Regions from separate parts of the Homo sapiens genome. Here regions 1, 2 and 3 are each linked to region 4. A link is an interaction called in ENCODE POLR2A ChIA-PET data of the cell type or tissue named here. Cell type or tissue: HepG2. All regions are shown on one strand. Region 1 has its middle 96 kb from the start of BANF2. Region 2 overlaps SNX5 (sorting nexin 5). Region 3 overlaps BANF2 (BANF family member 2). Region 4 has its middle 110 kb from the start of SNORD17.

Evidence for each region. Peaks named below come from ENCODE experiments on the same cell type or tissue, not always from the same donor. Only the 100,000 strongest peaks of a DNase experiment are listed, where the experiment ranks them.
Region 1: POLR2A ChIA-PET joins it to region 4 with 11 read pairs; 5 of 35 experiments call an interaction of 5 or more read pairs at or near these places.
Region 2: POLR2A ChIA-PET joins it to region 4 with 13 read pairs; 4 of 35 experiments call an interaction of 5 or more read pairs at or near these places.
Region 3: POLR2A ChIA-PET joins it to region 4 with 18 read pairs; 3 of 35 experiments call an interaction of 5 or more read pairs at or near these places.

What each region holds. Positions count from the first base shown.
Region 1 is chr20:17,793,782-17,798,781 of GRCh38, reverse strand. No RefSeq gene overlaps it. Among named protein-coding and RNA genes, the nearest start is that of BANF2, 96 kb to the right of the region's middle. In HepG2, no CTCF peak of the experiment used is centred here; DNase peaks (open chromatin) are centred at 1,393 and 2,481; H3K27me3 peaks cover 815 bases.
Region 2 is chr20:17,936,659-17,941,658 of GRCh38, reverse strand. It overlaps SNX5 (sorting nexin 5), which reads left to right. Exons shown (of 13, transcript NM_014426.4): 13 at 1-59. Among named protein-coding and RNA genes, the nearest start is that of SNORD17, 24 kb to the left of the region's middle. RefSeq lists enhancers at 575-1,166, 1,142-1,231, 1,262-1,351, 2,592-2,721, 2,354-2,947. In HepG2, CTCF peaks have their summits at 2,462 and 3,187; DNase peaks (open chromatin) are centred at 1,157, 1,529 and 2,418; H3K4me3 peaks cover 293 bases; H3K27me3 peaks cover 1,091 bases.
Region 3 is chr20:17,719,445-17,724,444 of GRCh38, reverse strand. BANF2 (BANF family member 2) reads right to left here. Exons shown (of 4, transcript NM_178477.5): 2 at 1,567-1,729. Among named protein-coding and RNA genes, the nearest start is that of BANF2, 22 kb to the right of the region's middle. In HepG2, a CTCF peak has its summit at 2,573; DNase peaks (open chromatin) are centred at 2,204 and 2,634; H3K27me3 peaks cover 3,051 bases.
Region 4 is chr20:17,853,369-17,858,368 of GRCh38, reverse strand. No RefSeq gene overlaps it. Among named protein-coding and RNA genes, the nearest start is that of SNORD17, 110 kb to the left of the region's middle. In HepG2, no CTCF peak of the experiment used is centred here; DNase peaks (open chromatin) are centred at 2,118 and 3,918; H3K4me3 peaks cover 351 bases.

The DNA of each region.
Region 1 (5,000 bases), 60 kb after region 4:
CTCACTGTTTCAACTCCTCCAGGGCAGCTGGAGGCAGGGGTGGGGCAGGTAACTCAGGTATGGTCAAGAGGAAGTCTACTGGGGAATTTCTGGCAAGATTTTCCCTCCTTGATAAAAAGAAGAGCTGTCTTACTTTGTCCCCACCCCCAAACCCTCACCGAAGCATTCCCTGAAACAAGAATTATAGGGTAAGTAGTTTTCTGGGAACATAATCCCAGGAAAACACTAGCAAGGGAGTAGGGAAGTGAGACAGGGAAGGAAAAATATTTAACAAAGCGTGCATTATAGAGCAGGTTTTACTGTGGAGAACTAAGCTTAATCATGCAGGGACATTTTTGGAAAAGGTGTAAGTCACATGCCTTGTGGTTATCCCTTGGAGCAATGAGGGAACTAAGGTACTTTTATAGCTACTCCCCCTCAATCATTGGTTAGGACTTTCTCTGGAGGAATATGAATTTTGGGGGGCACTTCTGACCTGATGTCCATGGGCAGAGCAGTTTTCTGAGGTTTTAGGGAAAAGCCCTCAGGTTAAGGCAGTTTGGAATTGACTGGAGCCTACTGAAATAATAAAATGGAGGGATAGGCGATGAGCTCCAATAATGTCTGCTGTAATGCCCCTGCCCCACTATGCTTCCTGACCTTGTATGTGGTTGTGATGTTGGGGGCTGCAGCAGCCATCTTGTGACCAGAAGGTGATAAGCAAGAGGCTGACAAACCAACACACTGAGGTTGGCAGTGGAGAAATAACAGAAAAACCCAGGGTCCTTTCCCTTGTCATTGGGCTGCTACTGCAAAATCTCCTCCCACAGCCTTCTTATTTTATGAAAGAATTGTGTTTTCATTTTTTTTCAGCCAGTGTTACTTGGGCGTCCTGTTCTTTGTAGTTAAGTAAATTTCATCTGGAACAGCTCTACAGGATGAGTGGATGAGAAGGTCCCAGGCAGAGTCTGCCTGAGCAGCTCACTACTCTCATAACTGAATCCTTGCACCAGGGTTTGTTTTGAGGGAACACAAATTAAAACACACGCTTGATAAGACCTTTAAATAAGAAACAGATGGATGGGTCCCTGAATGGAAACCTGGATGGGTAAAACTTCAATCTCTCCATGTTAAGTAATTGATTAAATTCTTATCCCTTGTGGTGCAGGAGGAAAGCAGTTATGCCGAACAGCGTGGCTTTTTCAGGAAAAGAAATAATTCCAGGGAGGCACAACTGAAATGTCTTTTTTTGGTCAGGACCCTTTTGGTTGCAAGTGACAGAAATGCAACTCAAATAAACATAAAGGGAATGTGTTTGTGTTGACTCTAGTAACCACCAGATTCCAAAGTCATAGCTGGATTCAGTGGCTCTGATGATATGGGCTCTCTCTCTCATCTCATCTTACCTCTATTTACCTTCATTCTGCATGCAAGCTCTGTTCACGTGGCAGACAAAATGCCAGGCATTTGCAGCCCCACCCTGCCAGTGAATAACCCAGGTGTACAAGCTTCATTTACGGTCTCTCCCATATCAACCTCAGAGTGTTTGATGTGGTGGAGTTGGGTGTCGTGATTTTCAAACCCACCAGAACTGTGTCATGAATGGGACCTCCCCAGAGGAACCAGCAGAAGAGGAATAGAAAAGCAGCCTGGAAAGAAAGTTGCTTGGCTGCTATTAGCCCTGTCAGCTTCCTGCTCATTGACAGGGATAGTTCTTGTATTGCATTATCGGATGCTCCGTAGCTGCCGGCAGCTTTAACCCTCTCATCCTCTTCCATGGTGTTGGGATGGGGGACACATGCATGTTCTTGCTTCCTTTCCAGCCACTCCCTTTCCTAAATCCAAATGTATCTCTGATTTAGATGCAGTGGTACATGCCTGTGATCCCAGCAACTTGAGAGGCTGACGCAAGAAGATTACTGGAGGCTAGGAGTTCAAGACCAGACAGGGCAACATAGTGAGGCCCCATCTCTAAAAAATAAAAATTACAATTAAATGTATCTCAGGATGCCCCTGACACAAAGACTTGAGCTTAGGCCATTTATTTGAGAGATGACCCCAGGATGCACTGGGAGGGAAGAAGTGAGGCAGGGAAGGAAAGAAAATCAAGAAGGGGGTGTATTAGTGAGAGAAGGAAATAGGGCTCAGGTATCCCTGTGGGCCTTCTAAGACACTGTATAAAGTTTTATCAAACCAAACTATCCCTCAAAACTGTACACAGAAAGGCAAGGACACAAGAGTCCTTTTCACTACCTCCTAGCAGTCCTCCTTGCTTGGAGGCTGCCCCTAGGAGCAGTCTTGCCCTGGTTTCTCTAGCCTGTGTTGAGTGTGAGCTGAACACTCTGGGGTGGGAGGTACTGGGGCAGGGGCATAGAGAACACCCGAAGAGATAGATGCAGGTGCTGGAAAGAGCCCTTGGCATGGCCTGGACTGCCAACAGCAGCTGTAAGTGACCTCCAGAGTGGACCTGGGCATGTGGGCTTTGGCTGTCATCTGTTATTTAACTGAATGTTGCAACAGCCCATGAGGTAAGCATTACTCCATTTAAGAGCCAAGTAACTGACGCCCAAGCAATTTCAAAGCTCTGCTACCAGACATACTCTAACAGTAGAAAGTCTGATTTTTAAAAATGACCTAGTTTACAGAGTCCAGGGTTTTAAAAGTTTCTTCCAAAACCTCAACCTGCATCCTGTTTTCAGAGTTGTTACTACAGTTGCTTATTAATCAAGATTAATAAAGACCATGGCAGTTATTATCTGATAGTCACAGCTGTTGAGAATCTTAGGAAATAGACACATGGGTGAGAAATACCAGAGCTTGATGCTTGATTGGCATTAGCCTTATGGGGCTCATGAGATAGTGACCATGGTGCTTGCAAAGCATTTCTTGCTGAAAAAGGGAAGCTACAGCTTAATGCTGGGGCTACTTCATGCCCGACCATGACCAGGATCTGTCAGGCAGTACTCTCTGAAGCCAGTCTCCTAATTTTTCAGACATCACAAATGCGACTTTTTTTTATAGTTGTGAAAGCCCCCAAAACATCAATTCTCACAAATCGAGGACTGGCTGGGGCCCTGGCTTCTGACCCTTTGCTCTCCAGGGACCATGAAAATTATTTGGCTTAGATGTGTGGTGATGAGGCAATGGAATAAATGCAGCTTTCCATTTTGCTGCAGAGTAACATGAAGAAGCCGGTTGACAAGCAACTCTCTGGCCAGTTCTGTGGCCTTGGGCAAATCGCTTAACCTCTCTGGGATCCAGCTGTTTGTATGTGAAATGAAAGTGTTTGGTTAATCAAGCAGCTAATCTGGGGCACTTGTGCTGCCACTCCTCTCTCCCTGCCCACGGCATAGGGTACTATTATGGCACTTTCCCTCCAAGCTAGATGTTGGCCTCAGAATCCTCAACACAGCAAATCAGGGAATCATCACTGAGCACTCAGAGTTGGCAGATGGGTTTGAAACCTGTCTGCCCTCCCTGGCCTGGATGATCTCTAAAGTTCCTTTAATTCTAACTTGTTGGATTCTGGGAACATGTAAACCAGGGGTCTGCAAACTACACCCAAAGGTCAAAGCTGGCCCTCTGCCTGTTTGTGTAAATAAAGTTTTATTAGAACACTGCCATTCAAAGGCCCATTCATTTATGCATTGTCTATGGCTGCTTTCATGCTACAATGGTGGAATTGGGTTGTTGTAATAGAGACCACATGGCCTGTAAAGTCTAAAATATTTTCTTTCAGGTCCTTAATAGAAAAAGTTTTGCCACCTTGTGATTAAATTTCCCTCCTTCCCTCCATCTTGTCCTCCAGGTCATGAGGGAAATTCCTCTTTGTCTCTGAGGGGCCTGTGTGGCTGAGCAATGCTCCAAGTGCCTGTGGGCCTTCTGCATCCCTAAGTCAGGAGAAGAGCAGGAGAAAAGCCAATAGGAAAATACAAGGAATGAAGACATTGTGGCAGAGATAGAGGTAGGGGGAGGCAGATGGGTGGGGAGCCGGGGTTCTCAAAGAAAAGGTCAAAGGGCACCCAGAGGAGAGGACCAAGGCATCCTTTTGTGCTGTCACTGAATGGCCACGGTGGTACTTACAGACCTCCTCCAGCCAACCTATCCTGGCATCCAGTTGGGGGCTGAGCCACCTTGTTTGGTTCTGTGCTCCAAGAACCCTGGCATGGCTGGCTGCCCGCTGGCTTCCGCCAGTAGTTTGGCATGAAAAGTGCTGGCTTGGGGCCTTTTTTCATGAAGAAAACAATTGCCTTTTCCTGGTCTGTGGACAACCACTGCTGCCTGCCTGGACATTGGCAGGAATGTTAAATTGCACCCTTGATGGCTGCCCTAGAAGCTGGGGTCTAGGAAATGTCCCTACAGCTATGTATGCTGGGCTACCATATCCATTTTCTCTCTGTGGGGTCAAAATCCAGTGCCTCAGCAATGAATCCTGCAGCGTCTTATATGAATTATTGGTGAATGTAATGAACTGTACACCCTCATCTCTTCTCCCACTTCCAGGCCCACTGAGGTCCTTTTCCAAGGTCTGTGTGCTTTGCTGTGAATGGCTCACCCCTGATACCTTCAGGGACCTGCCCTTGGGCACTGGGGCTCCCGGGCAGCCCATGGCCACAACTGGTGGTCATGTGGACAAAGGCCCAGCTCCTTTGCTGTCACCCCCACTCCAGGGTTCCCTGCAGGATTAGGCACTGGGACTTTGTCAAGCTCAGGTGCATACAATTCAGGGCAACTCCAAGCCCTGATTCAGGGGCTTTTATAATAGATTCAGACTGTTTATTACTTACACAGACAATGAAGAGTAAGCCAAAGGTACCAGTGCCCCAGGTCCTCATTCGGCATATCAGAAAGGAGGGCACCCAAACAAGAGAGGCCGAGTGACTGTCATGTGAGCTGGGGGATGCCCCTTGGCTGAGATGCCAATTCTAGACTGAGGCTGAGCAGAGGCAGGATGGGGAGCCCCATCACTCAGCAGAACCCAGAAGGGATGACAAACAGACCCACGGCGGCTCTCTAGGGGC
Region 2 (5,000 bases), 83 kb before region 4:
GTATGTCTTTGGGTGTTTGTTTTTTTATAAAGCATATAATAAAATAATCGTGCTACTAATGTACGGCCTGTTTTCGTGGAAACTACAACCAGAGTGTGTCCCAGGAGTGCAGGTGGTGCTAGGGTTTGGCTGTGGTTACAGGGTTTTCAGGTTCTGCCCAGAGTCCTGGGGGCGGTCAGGGGAAATTTGTCCTAGTCTTGACATTCTTAAGTACTCCAGGCCTTTTTTAGATGGTCTCTAAATGTGGGTTTGTCTGTTTGCTCCTGACCTGATGGAGGTTTGCATTTTGGCCAGGGCCTTTACCATAGGGCAGTGGTCCCCAGTCTCAGGTCCATGGCTTGTTAGGAAGAGGTGAGCCAGCATTGCCGCCTGAGGTTCGCCTCCTGTCAGATTAGCAGCAGCATTAGATTCTCATAGGAGTGCAAACCCAGTATTGTGAACTGGGCATGCAACAGGTCTAGGTTGTGCGCTCCTTAGGAGAATCAAATGCCTGATGATCTGATGTGGAATGGTTTCATCTGGAAGCCATCCCTTTCCACACCCCACCTTGTCCATGGAAAAATTGTCTTCCACGAAACCACTCCCTGGTGCCAATGACATGTCTTCAGGAGTTGTGTGTCTATTCCTTTGTTGATGACTGAGCACTTAGGGTGGTAATCTCCTTTACCTTTCTAATAAGTAATTCATGGTAAGACCATGAGACTAAAAACATTTTACCCACCACATTTAGCATCTGTTACAGCCAACTGGTATGAGGGTTGCAGAACTGATTTCAATACATACAGGGAGCATGTTTCTTAACATTTATCTGGTCTTCGTGTCTTGCCTCCCCAGCTATTTACAGGCGGCCACAGTGCCTTCTACCTTCACAGTACATACTTGGGAAACGGTGCACAAAATGAGTGAATTTAAACTTGGCAGTTGTAACTTCAGTCTGGGCTCCTAACCAAATCTGTCCTTCCTACCCATCTCCCCCATAATGTCCACAGCAGCCACCCACACACGCCCAGCATTCTGTTAGTGTAGAGCCAGCACTCCTGCAGTCAGGTTCCTGGGCCGCAGTGCTTGAGCACCAGTGTGATCAGCCCTGATTGGTGGAGCTCTGGCTGTTGGCCTCGGGGCCTTGGTGCATTTTCTTGAGACTAAACCTTGTCAAATGGACAGCAGAGGCATGAATCTTGAGTGCTGGGTCTGCTGCTCACCAAGTGATCTAGGCTGCCTCTCTCAGCTGACTGATCTGTGAGCTGGAGTCAGCACTTCAGAGGCCCCTCAAATTAGTTTTATGCCAGCAATCTCTAATACAGCCTTCATGGATGGTATGATTGTAGATGTTTTACCTGCTGTATTTGTTCCAAGGCTTTTCATTAAATTGCACCTGACAGTCACTTAGGAAATTTGAGGCACTCTGGGTCAGGGATGTAGTCACCTTTCCCCTTCTGTCAGTCACCTAGTGAGTTGCTACCTTTACCTGTATGTGAGGGTGCATTCATAGTGGTCTGGGGTGGGGGGATGGGTTTAGATGCTGACTGCGACCTGTGTGGTGTGCTGAGACCTGGAAAGGCAGGCAGGCACTTGGCAGCAGGAGGAACAGCATCAGGTGGGAATCCACAGCTATCTTGCTGGAGTGCAGGAGAGCATAGGTCCCACATTGAGAAATGGGAATTTGGGTCACTTCAGGGTGATGTGTGGAGAGGCTTTTGCTGTGTGCTTGTATGGTTCTGAGAACTAGTGATCCTCCAGGAAAACCCATGTGGGTGCACAATTCATAGGGAACCCTTGAAGGTTTCTAGAAATGGGAATGGGAAGTGGTTTCAGATGGGCTGCCTTAAGGCATCCAGGCCAAAAAGGCTGTGACTTGCCCAAGGCACGGCTGAGAAAGTTGCCTCGTGGCACACGCAAAACTGCACAGTTCACATGTCATACGATTTCATTAAAAGCTAGGATCCAGCCTGAGAAACAGCGCAACCGTGTCTACAAAAAATGCTAACCTACAGTGGTGGCATACACCTGGAGGGCTGAGGTGGTGGGAGGACTGCTTGTGCCCAGGAGTTCAAGGCTGTAGTAAGTTAAAATCACACCACTGTACTCCAGACTAGACAACAGGGACAACTGCCATCCACCTCCCCTCTCCCCGCCCTCCCCCACTCTGAAAAGCAAAATTAGGAGATTGTCACGAGGAAGGAAAGCACACCCCTGGTCTGTGAAGCCGTTGAGGTCATGTCAGACCACTGGGGTCGTTTGTGGTGACAGAGCACAAGCATTTGGCCAGTTCACCACCCAACACATTCACTTGTGCCATCTCAGGGTTTAGGGGTCTGTTTTCTGAACATTTGCCTTGCGCACCTTTTCTTTGTGAGGTTTCTTTGTGGTAATTCCCAGGCTCAGCTCTGTGAAGGGCGATTTCCGTTTGGAAGGAAACCTTGCACCATCCGCTTTCTGCCTGTAGGCGGCAGGGGCGACCCAGCACAGCCACCTGCCCACCCACAGCTGAGCAGGAGCCTGGTATCCCCGCAGAGCTGCTCAGATTATCAGCTTATAGCTAAGGTAGCAGGAAGAGAAATGTCAGGCTACTTGAGAGTTAAGTAGTTCTGAATGGTGTTTTCCCAGACCAGCAGTCCCCTCCAGGATTCCTGCGGGCTTCAGGTTTCTGGTTACCCAAGACACAACCTCCATTGCTGAGGCCATGCTGTTCGAGAACTCCCCATCTGAGCCTGGTGTCAAAACAGTTGTGATGTTGATGGGGGTTCACAGCCAGGCCATGTGATGTGTCTGGAAGGAAGTTGGGGGTGGTGGACAACATTTGGGCAGTGATCAGTTATGTCCTTTAGACACAGCTGGGTCTGCAAGGTCCAGGGGACGCCCTTCCCCATCCACTCCTCGCACATACACAAGGTGCCCCTTGCGTGGGTGAGCTGCCCACAGTGATTTCTTATTGGAGGTTTGGTTTGTCACCATTCAAAACCATTGACTTTTTTGGTTTTAATGTTTATTTCTAACTTTAATACATGTAGGGATTTAATGAAGTCCCCACATCTTGTAAAACAAAATAACAGTAAAATACCACATCTCAAGAATAAGTTATTAAATGTTTCTAGATTTTTTTCCTATCCGAATAGGAATTGTTTACAAAAAACGATTCAGGATGCCAGCATTGGGGTTGGATTCTGGAGGTTTTCTGCTGTTGGTTCTCTCTCTCCGTGGAGATCCATGGAGGAGTTTTCCTGAGGCCCCAAAACAGCTCTTTTGCATCTTTGTCCTTCCACGGCCTGCTTCCCATGAGGAAGAGGTGAGGGCCCCCTGCAGACAAGCACAGAGGCCCTGAGCCTCCCAGCCTCTTCCCTGCCTTCAGCAACCACCCCACCCAACCAAAGTCTTCATTAGCTAGAAGTTGTGAATGGTTTAGGTAGCTGTTTGGGAGGATTTTAATTTTTAATTGAGCCTTTCTTTTTTTTGGTTGGTTGGTTGTTTCTGAGACAGGGTCTCACTGTTGCCCAGGCTGGAGTGCAGTGGTGCGGTCATGGCTCATGACAGCCTCCAGCTCCTGGGCTGAAGCCATCCTCCCACCTCAGCCTCCCAAGTAACTGGGATTACAGGCACACGCCACCATGCCTGAGTAATTTTTTTAAAAAAATCTTTGTAGAGACGGGTCTTGTTATATTGCCCTGGGTGGTCTTGAACTCCTGGCCTCAAACAGTCCTCCCATCTCAGCCTCCCAAAACGGGATTACAGGCATGAGCCACTGCCCAACTGGGCCTGCCTTATTTTTTAATACATGCTTTACAAACCTCCTTTAAAGCTTCTTAAGTTGTGGGACCTGTAATATTCAGGCCAGGAAAATAACAGCCTGTAATCCTAGTCCACAGCCACTTCTGATAGTTGCCTTCCAGCTCTTATCCACGTTCATTAATACATTTGGTGTGTCCTCAGCTAAAGGAACAAAGGCCTGTTTGGGGGGATTTTTCGCATCAGTCAAAGGGTAGGGATTTGGGGGTTTGGGGTATAGAGTTTCCACTGAAACTTGCTGCAAGGAAATGGAGCAGGAGACTGGCCAGCTGCTTGGGTTTCAGGAACTGTTTATGAACGGCCTTACTTTTTAACTGTTACATTGCAGATCCTTTCCAGTTGTTCTGATGGGGTTTGGAGAGGGAATGGAGGTCATGTGTTTGTTGTTTACCCCATCCTCTCTACATTGCAAAAAGACAGGGAGGGGATGACCCATGCTCTGGACGGTCAACCTAAGACAGGGCAAAGTCAAGGAACAGTTAATAAGAACGGTGCTGTGCGGTGTTAGGCTGTGTATCAGTTACCCCTAAATCAGGCCGGATACCCATAGCAATTCTTGACATAGCTTCCCATTGCTCTGCCCTGCTGAAGTTAGGAGGTTTCTGCGAAGCAGTTGGCACACTTCGCATGAGGGTGGAAACCCGTAGCTAGAGCCAGCCTTCAAGATTCCAGCTGGATGCAGCTGCAGCTCCCGGGGCCTCTCAGCTCCTTGGATTTGTTGATTGTATCATGATCCCGTGATTCAGTCCTGTTGGGAGGCAGGTGGCTGGACATTTATCTGGGGGCAGAAAAAGTGTCAGAAGTAGGAGAAAGAATACACAAAAAAGACCCTAAGGGGAGGAGAGGAAAGGAGCCAGAGAGAGCCTGCAGACAGCAATGTAGGAAGCCCCATTCCTGCCTTCCTATGAAGCTGATCTTGGCCTGCTCAGCGAATGCCTCAGAAGACAGGAAATCCCAAGCCTGCAGTCTCGAGAAAAACATTGGAAACGCCTGCTGCGAATCCCAACAGGGCTCGCGCTATGTGTTTTTCTAAAGTCTGGTTCATGTCTGCAGTGCTTTTGACCCCTTTTGCACTGTCTGTTAAAGCACTTGTCGCCATAGGAGGGGGCGGGGGAGTGAAACTGACCAGATGTGACTCGCCTCAGAATTGGGGGCAAGAGGTGAAGCTGGTGTGAGGGGAGGGGCTACTTGCAAGGGTCCTTGTTGCAGGGAAGAGG
Region 3 (5,000 bases), 130 kb after region 4:
TCCCCTCATGGTGGTGAAAGGGCTGCTCCAGCACTCTTTGGCCTCACCAACTCCACCTCAAAAGAAGGAAGAGAAGGTGGCTTTTGCTTAAGTCACCTCATTTGTTGCCTGTGCTCTAACTTTAGCCAGATAAATCAGCTTTCCCAAACAGCAGGACTTGCTCATCAATTTCCTGCAACTTTAGATTGCAGGCCCCAGGCAAAAAGACTCTCTGTCTTAGCAAAACTATTTTCATCCCTCTCCACTTTTAAATGGACCACCATCTCCCAGGAGTTGAGTCTCCTAGGACCTTAATGAAGACTGCCAGAGGTAGCTAACATCCTGAATATTTCCTGGAAGATCTCGAAATATCATGGGTTCCATAAGCATTAGGTCTGCATCCCAGCAAAACCGGCCATTTTGTTAAATGAGGGTTGCCATCTTCCAGTTTTTTGTTTTGTTTTGTTTTTGTGATGAAGTTTCGCTCTTGTTGCCCAGGCTGGAGTGCAATGGCATGATCTTGGCTCACTGCAACCACTGCCTCCTGCGTTCAAGCTATTCTCCTGCCTCAGCCTCCCGAGTAGCTGGGATTACAGGTGTGTGCCACCACACCCGGCTAATTTTTGTATTTTTAGTAGAGATGAGGTTTCACCATGTTGACCAGGCTGGTCCTGAACTCCTGATCTCAGGTGATCCACCCACCTCGGTCTCCCAAAGTGCTGGGATTACAGGCATGAGCTGCTGCGCCCGGCCGCCATCTTCCAAGTTTGATAGAGACATCTTTGCTGCTGTCCGCTTGAATGTCTCTTCTCAACCAATCCACATTTAAGGTTTGTTCATTGTAGCATCCCCTTCCTGGTACAAAATTCTGTGCCAGTTTGGACAGTTTATGATGAAAGTAACACAAAACTCAGTGTAAATCAGTTTACACAATAGGGAGGTGTTATTAGCACATGCTACCAAAAAGTCCAGAGGTAGATCAGACGTAGGTTGAGCAAGGCTTCAGCTTGATTTCCCGGCAGCTCTCTCGACTCAGTCTTTCTTTGTGAATGGGCTCAATCTTCAGCTTAACTCCTTCGTGGAAGTAACTGGGCTGCAGCATTGCCTTTGCAAGCCACAGCCCTCTCCCCCAAAGAAACACAAAGCTATCTTTTCCTAGGGGCCCCCAACAAATGCCCTCTCTGGTTCAAACTGTAATACGCCAACCCCTAAAACAAAAATTGTGGTTTGATATGTGTGTTCTACCTCTGGGCTCAGCAAGGAAGTCAGTGTCCCTCAAAGCCCATGGGCTGCAGGGGTGGGGCTGGGGGGACCTAAATCAAGATAGTTATCCTGTTCCTGGGGATAGTTACCCCTTACAATATGGGACTATGATACAGGAATGACCCAATGTCCTCCACACATTCCCCAGCAGATCATGAAGCCCCGAAGGGCTGCAGCTGCCTCCTAATGGCCTTTGCTCCCCAATCCAACACCAGCCCCTCTGCTGAGGACATGGTAAGCATTCGATGACGTAAATGATCAGGTGCATCCAACGCCTCCCTTTCACAGCCCCATCCCCTCTCCTGTCCCCATCCTCCTCCAGACCTTTCTACAGAGTCGAGCTCCTCGTGTACGCCTTCTTGCTCTGAAGGACGTTTTGTAACATTTCAGAAGACACTGAACTCTCCCGGAAGAGATGAATCCAAAGGCACTGATTTTGGAAGTCAGGGGGCTCCTAAGAAAAGTGGCCTTGATGTGTCAGCAGATTCTAGGAAGGGGAGCAAAAGACATGAGAGGTTGTTCAGGGTCCCCTGACTCTGTGGGTCTTAAATCCACAGATGTGTGAGCCGAGGGCATCGACCTCTCTTTAGCAGCTAAATAGGAATCTCACTCTTCATCTGTGAAAATATGTTTCGTAAGTACAAGATGGTGTTTAACTCAGGTGTTAACAGGAGAACGCCTCAGCACCCATGGATTTATGGGATGATGAATTGGGATTGAGAATTGGGATTGATGAATTGGGTGAGAATCCAGAATTTCTGAGCAAGGAAAAGCCTGAAAGTCTCATGAGCCGCTCTGCCTTTGCTGAGGGAAAATTCCATTCACTATCCATGCTGGCCATCTGTTAAGTTAAACATCTCTGCCTATGAAATCTAAGAATAAATGGAAACTACAACATTGCTATCAATGCATCAGCAGCATCAAAGACGGGTAATGCTTAGTAACACCTTGTGTGTGTTTGCTTTTCTCACACACCTGAGCTCACTTTGATCCTTGCAACATCTCTGGGGTGTGGACATAGGCAGTGACTTTTGCCCTCCTGGGGCTCTCCAGCAACGTCGGAGGTCAGAATAAAAAGGTCTTCACATTCTTTACGACACCTTTGGCTGCAACAGTGGTGCTCAACTGGGGGCCATTGGACCCCCTCCCCAGGGAACACTGGTAATGTCCAGAGACACTTGAGTTGTCACACCTGGGAGAGGGGGAAGGACTATTGGCTCTAGTGGGCAGAGGCCAGAGACACTGCTAAGCATCCTGCCATGCACACAACTGCCCCACAACAAAGAATTATCTGGCCCTAGGTGTCAATACCATCGAGGTTAAGAAACCCTGGGCTATAAGTAATGAAAAATCCTGCCCCATGTGGTCTGAAACAATAAATACACTTCTAATCTCATATAACAAGAAATCCTTTGATGAGGTGGACCCAGGATCTTATCAGTCAATGACTCTGTGTGAACAGCGGTCCAGAATTTGCTTGGGTCCTATTCCAATGTGCAAACTTCCAAAGGTGCCGGGAGTGGTGGCTCACACCTGTAATCGCAGCACTTTGGGAGGCCGAGGCAGGCAGATCACTTGAGGTCAGGAGTTGGAGACCAGCCTGGCCAACATGGTGAAACCCCGTCTCTACTAAAAACACAAAAATTAGCCAGGCGTAGTGGTGTGCACCTGTAATCCCAACTACTCGGGAGGCTGAGGCAGGAGAATTGCTTGAACCTGGGAGGTGGAGGTTGCAGTGAGCTGAGATTGCGCCACTGCACTCCAGCCTGGGCAACAGAGCGAGACTCCGTCTTAAAAAAAAAAAGAAAGAAAGAAAGAAAGAAAAAGAAAAAAAATTTCCAAATGAAGGAGAGGTCTTTTCTTCTTGGGTGTCCTTAAGGGAGGCAACCTCCCGCAGAAACTCTCCAGTGGAACTTCCTTTAGTTTCATTGGCCAGAACCAGGCAACATGCCCACCTGTAAAGCAGCCACTGGCCAGGGGAATGGGACCACTATGGGGCTATGGAAGTGTGGATGAGATGAGCCCCCTCTGAAACATGAGGCTACTCAGAGAACGTCAGTTTCTGTAAGAAGGAAGGAAGGAAGAGAGGAAATGAATGCTGGGTAGGCAAACAACAATGTCTGCTACATCTTCTGACCTTCTAAACCCTGGTCTAATGTTTGGTTCATTACAACTAGCACTTCTCAAAGTTGAGTGAGTGCACGAACCACCTGGGGGTTTTTTGTTAAAAAATGCAGGTGCTGACTCAGCAGGTCTGGGACGGGCCTCAGATACTGCATGTGTGACCAGCTCCAAGCAGATGTGACACTGCTGGCCCACAGACCTCACTTCCACCAGCAAGACATTCATGATGCCACTTACTCTTTTTATGTTATTGCATTAATTGTGGTAAAATATACCTAACATAAAATGTCCCATTTCAATCATTTTTAAGTGCACGGTTCAGTAATGTTAAGTGCATTCCCATTGTTGTGCAACCAATCTCCTGAACTCTTTTCAACTTGCAAAATTGAAACTCCATATCCATTGAAGAGCAAGTCTCCATCTTTCCCTGCAACCCCTGGCAACCACTATTCTATTTTCCGTTTCTATTAAAATGACTTCTCTAGATACCTCATATAAGTGGAAGTTACATATAAGTGGAACTGTGTAGAACTTGCCCTGCAGAGAATCTAAAAAGAAAAAAATTTTAAGTGGAATTATATAATATCTGTCCTTTTCTGTCTGGCTTATTTCACTTAGCATAATGTTATCAAGGTTCATCTGTGCTGCAGCATGTCTTAGAATATCCTGCCTCTTTAAGGCTGAACTATATTCTATTGTATGTACACAACACATTTTGTTTATTCTTCATCTATTGATAGACGTTTGGGATGCTCCCACCTTATGCTGTTGTGAATAATACTGCTACGAACATGGGTACACAAATATCTCTTTGAGAACGTGCATTCAATTCTTTTGGGTACATACCCAGAAGTGAAATTGCTGCATCATATGGTAATTCTATTTTTATTTTTTTGAGGAATTGCCATACTGTTTTCCAAGCGGCTGTACCAGTGGCACTTATTCTTAAACTTGACAGCACATTAGGCCTCACATGGGGCGAGTTACAAATTACTGATGCTTGGATCCCACCTCCAGAGTTTGATTTCATTAGCATAGGGTATGCCCTGGACATAGAAGTTTTAAAAACTCCCCAAGTGACTCAAGTATGTTGCAAAATTGGAGAACCACGTCTTGTCCTTTGCTTCTATCTGATAAAATTCCAAGCAGATTTGCTGGGATGATGGGGTTCCAGCTAAATGGGCCTTTGCGGGGGGATCTGCAGCGTCTGTGCTGCCATATGGCACATGCTCGCAGCTCCCAGGCAGTGTCTACCCCCAAATCACCAGGCGCATCATGTCCTCATTAGCCATCAATAGGAAGACAACTATGACCCCAATGGCTTTGAAGTCAGAGAACTTCAGAGCAGACAGACCTGAATAACAAGCTGCTCCTCTTTTTTTTTTTTTTTTAATTAAAAAAAGGGATCTTTACTTCAAAGGAAATTATACCTGGAATTCCTTTACATAAAATAGATCAAAGCAGAATTACTCTCTGTTGACTTGGGAATGAGAAGAGGACACTAGAGCCCCCCAACACATGATGCCATCCCCATGCCCTCCTTGGGCTCCCCGAAATCCTTCTCTAATCTAGCCTAAACCCCTAATTTCTCCCATAAGAAAACCAAGGCCTAAGAAGGTAAATGACCTGTTCAA
Region 4 (5,000 bases):
AAAATGGTACTAAATAAAACACCTGTAGTCTAAGCCCCTTCCACTAGGCTGGCTGCCTGCTCTCTAAAGGCACCTCTTTCTGTGCCTGGCTGTTCCACAGGCTGCAGCCTTCCCTCTGGCTGTGGCTATCTCTGTATTTCCTTCAAGGCCCAGCTGAAAAGACCACCTCCTCCATGATGCCTTATGTAATTTCTACACATCAGAAATGATGAGTTCCTTTCCCTGCTGTCTCCAGTCTCTCAGTTTATTTCTTGTATTGAAGTCATCATGCCTGATTGGCATGTGATAATCTTCCATTGTGTATCTGTCTTACTCCTCAAGTTGGAAGAGACAGTATTTCCTTCAGCTTAACGGGGATGGTGTGTGGGTAAACCAGCTCTCCAGGAGAAAAAGCACCCTGATTTGTAGTGCTAGCCAATTCCCATGGTGTAAACGCTCCCACCATGGTCAGTTTCAAGCTATGATGGTTTAACAACTGGCTCAAAAAATTCCTGAGCATTTAACAGTTGGCTTTCATGAGTCAGTGCTAGCAGGCTCCAGCTTGCTACTGCTTAGGGTCTACCCACTGCAGAGGCTTAAGGCTTGCATTTAGTAGGCGTGCAACAGGCTGGTGCCACAAACTCTTACTTGGGTGTATTATTTGATTCAACACTTTTTTTTTTCCTGAAACCCCTACTTTGTTCCTAGAAGAATTTTAAATGGATATAGGGGAAGATCATTTGCAAACATGGTGACAATCCTTCCCCCTCCCTAAATCTATGCCCCTTTCCAATGTGACTTTGTAGCTTCTGGGGCTGATTTCCAGTCCTTGAATCAGGGATGGCCTTTTGACTTGACTTAGCCATTGGAATATGTTGGGAGTCACCTTATGACAGTTCCAAGCCTGGGCCTCAAGAGGCCCTGAGTACTGCTGCTCTTGTCTTGGGAGCCTGTTGGTTACCATGGATAAAGCCCAGGCTACTGTGCATAAAGCTCAGGCTATGCTGCTGAGGATGAGAGACCACGTGGAGCAGAGGCATACTGTCTCAGCTGAGCCATCCCAGATCAGACAGGCCCAGCAAACCCAGCAGCTGACCAAAGACATAGGAATGAGCCCAGCTAAGCACAACCCAAATGGCTAATATGAGGACTCATGAGCTAAATAAACAATAGTTATTTTAACCACTACATTTTGGAGTGGTTTGTTATGCAGCAAAAGCTGATACACCATCTTTGCATTCAGAAGTAGCTTAGCTTTTGACTGGAATGTCCATCTCTATCTGAGTGAGATATAGATAGCTTCATATTCCCTGCTATCCATCAGCCAAGAGCAAGAAGACCAAGTGTCAGCACCATTGGCCCTCCCAGCACGTAAGTTCCAGTAGAGTCTTACATCTCTCCCTAAACACAGCCTACAGGAACCTGGAAGATGTGGACGTTCTGGCTCCCTGATGGAAGAGTTGGACAAGAGGCATGGAGTCTGTGTCTATACACCAGAGTTAAGGTGAGCTCTCCTTGCCTTTGACTTTGCCTGTGCCGTGAAGTCATGCGGCTGGAGCTGCTCTTTTCCTATTAGTCAATGAAGACTTAACTGCCATTTGTGGGAAATGTCCAGCCAGGAATGGGAAACTCACAAATTCTTCTCTTTTCTGCCCCATAGAATTATTATTATTATTATTATTATTATTATTACTATTTTTTTTTTGATAGGACAAGAGGATCCTAATGTATCTGGGTTGGGGAAGAGAGAAAGAGCTGTGTGTTAAAGCTAACAATAATTTTCTACTTTCAGTTCAAGAGTAAAATCTCTCCTGTAATCTGTGAAGGAGTGTGTGAAAAACAAAACAAAACCCAACCTGCCCTCCAGGTTTGAACTGTAGAAACTCTGTGGTAGAAAAAAAAGGCATTCTAGGGAAGAAGAGAGGAAGCAGGCCATGAAACAGATTTGCAGCTGCAGGACGTGGTGGTGTGTGGTTCCCCTCTAACCAGCTGTGTGACCTTGGGCAAATCTCCCGGCCCCACTGGGACTGCATATCACATGGGGCTGGACTAGAGAACCCCACTCCCTAGAGGATACAGTATTTTTATGAGGGAGAGCTGGAGAGGCTCCTGACTTTTGATTGTTTACCCCTGGAGGTGTGTACAACCACGTGCCATTGACAGACAATGTACCCATTGTATGACAGGGAGGTAGTGGTGCCTTCCCCAAGTTATAATTGGCCTTGGGACACAGTCAGTACATACACACCCAACATTAGACACTCCATCACTGAGCAACTCAGTGCCTCTCATTCACAAGCTGTGTGATCCTAGGAGGTTATTCCACTTCTCTGATCTTCCATTTCTTTCTGTCCCTCCCTCCCTCCCTCCCTCCCTCCCTCCCTCCCTCCCTCCCTCCCTCTCTGTCTCCCTCTCTCTCTCTTTCTTTCTTTCTTTCTCTCTTTTTCTTTTCTTTCTTTCTTTTCTCTCTTTCTCTCTTTCTTTCAACAGGGTCTCACTCTGTCACCCAGGCTGGAGTGCAGTGGCATGATCTCGGCTCATTACATCCTCAACTTCCTGGGCTCAAGTGACCCTCCCACCTCAGCCTCTGGAGTAGTTGGGACTACAGGCATGCACCACCATGCTTGGATAATTTTTTTTTATTATTTGTAGAAATGGGGTTTCACCATGTTGCCCAGGCTGGTCTTGAACTCCTGGGCTCAACAGATCCTCTGGCCTTGGCCTCCCAAATTGCTGGGATTACAAGTGTGAGGCACCACATCCAGCCTGATTTTCCATTTCTTCCTCTAAAGTGTCATGTCATGTGAAACTTTTACAATGCTGGATTGTAAGAAATATTGAATGAAAAAACATATATAGTGATACTGTATGATTCAATACATAGAACATATACAGAAGCTTATTTTTATCTATTCACTTACAGGAAATCATGTTGACCAGAAGGTCTAATTTGGCCTCAAGCAGCCACACTACACTCAGACCTTCTGGGATTTTTCATTTTTCAGTTTCAGGACTTTTTTGTTCAGTTATATGTGTACTGGAACAATCTTTTTTTTTTGGCTATAATTTTTTTTAGGTTTTATGGAACACCCTTGGTGCTTATCTCAAAGGGTTATCAAAAGGATTACATGAGGCCAGGCATGGTGGCTCACACCTGTAATCCCAGCACTTTGGGAGGCCAAGGCAGGTGGATCACGAGGTCAGGAGATCGAGACCATCCTGGCTAACATGGTGAAACCCCGTCTCTACTAAAAATACAAAAAATTAGCCGGGCATGGTGGCGGGCGCCTGTAGTCCCAGCTACTTGCCAGGCTGAGGCAGGAGAATGGTGTGAACGTGGGAGGAGGAGCTTGCAGTGAGCCAAGATGGCGCCACTGCACTCCAGCCTGGGAGAAACAGCGAGACTCCATCTCAAATAAATAAATAAATAAATAAAATAAAAAAGGATTACATGAAATAATCCACCTAAAGCATGAAGGTTAGTTCCTGGACCAGTGGATGCTTCATCTATGGCAGCTACTATAGTGACTTCCCCACAGTGCTGGATGTTTGCTCTTGCTAATGCGGGGATTGATCTCCAGCTCTGGCTGGCAGGGCCTCTCAAGAACCCAGCCATCCTGGTTCCCCAGACCACAGGTCATCTCCCCACCTAAGATCATTCTCCCACAGTCCCCTCCTGTTGGGGATAGGGTGACAAAGACTTCTCCCTTGCTGCTCATGCTCTCCATTTCTGTAGGAATCAGAAAAGACGCAAAGCTGTCAGCTGAGACAATCTTCTGCCTTCAGGTAGGCACAGGGCCCTTCTCATCCCCATCACACAGCTCAGGCGGTGGAGACTGTCACTTTCCTGTTTGTCCTCAGATCCATCCCTCATCCTTCTCTGCTGTGCTGTGTTGCACGGCCCTGACCTCTGTGGACTACATTTCCCAGGCTCCCCTGCACCCTGGCTTCCTGACAAGTTCAGTCAATGGGAAGCAGTGGCAGGAGATTGAGCTTGGTAGAAGAGAGAAGCCAGGAATATTCTCTCTCCAGCCCTTTCTGTTTCAGGTGATGCCTCCAGCAGTGGCCAAGTCTCCTCCATAACTTCGGCTCCTAATAATACCCTCTCTTCCCTTGTTCCTCTAGCCCTGGGGAAGTAGCAGTTTCTACTTTCTGGGTTGCTCTACCCTCCCGTTTAGGTTTTCAGCTCTTCCATCACCTTTGCAACTACAGGTGACCCTTGAACAACATGGGTTTGAACTGCACAGGTCCTCTTCTACATGGATTTTTTTCAATAAACATTTTTTGGAGATTTGTGATAATTTAAAAAAGCTTGCAGCATGGTCTAGAAATATCAAGAAAATTCAGGAAAAGTTAGGTATGTCATGAATGCATAAAATATATGTAGATAGGAGTCTATTTTATCATTTACTACCATAAAATATACACAAATCTATTCTAAAAAGTTAAAATTTATCAAAACTTACACATACGGACACAGACCATACATGGTGCCTTTCAATCAAGATAAATGGAAACAAACGAAGATACAGTATTAAATCATAACTGCATCGAATTCACTGTACTGATACCATACTACTGTCATAATTTCATAGCCACCTCTTGTTGCTATTGTGGCAAGCTCCTGTTGCAAGTATCCACTTAAACACCATATGATGCTGATCATCTCCCTGTGAGCAGTTTGTCTCTAATGATACACTGCATATTGCAGTGAAAAGTGATCTCTTCTGGTTCTCGTGTATTTTTCTTTGTGTGCAGTGCATACCATAAACCCTGAATAGCACCATGAGACCCACATGAAGTGCCACTAGTGGTGCTGGGGGTGCTCCCAAGAAGCAGAGGAAAGCCATGACATTACAAGAAAGTTGAATTGCTTGATGTTTACCATAGATTGATGTCTGCAGCTGAGGTTGCCGGCTATTTCAAAAACAAATGAACCAGCCTAACAACCATTGCAAAAAACAAAAGGAAATTCGTGAAGCCATTTCTGGGCCAGCAGGCACAAAAACTTTGCACTTTTT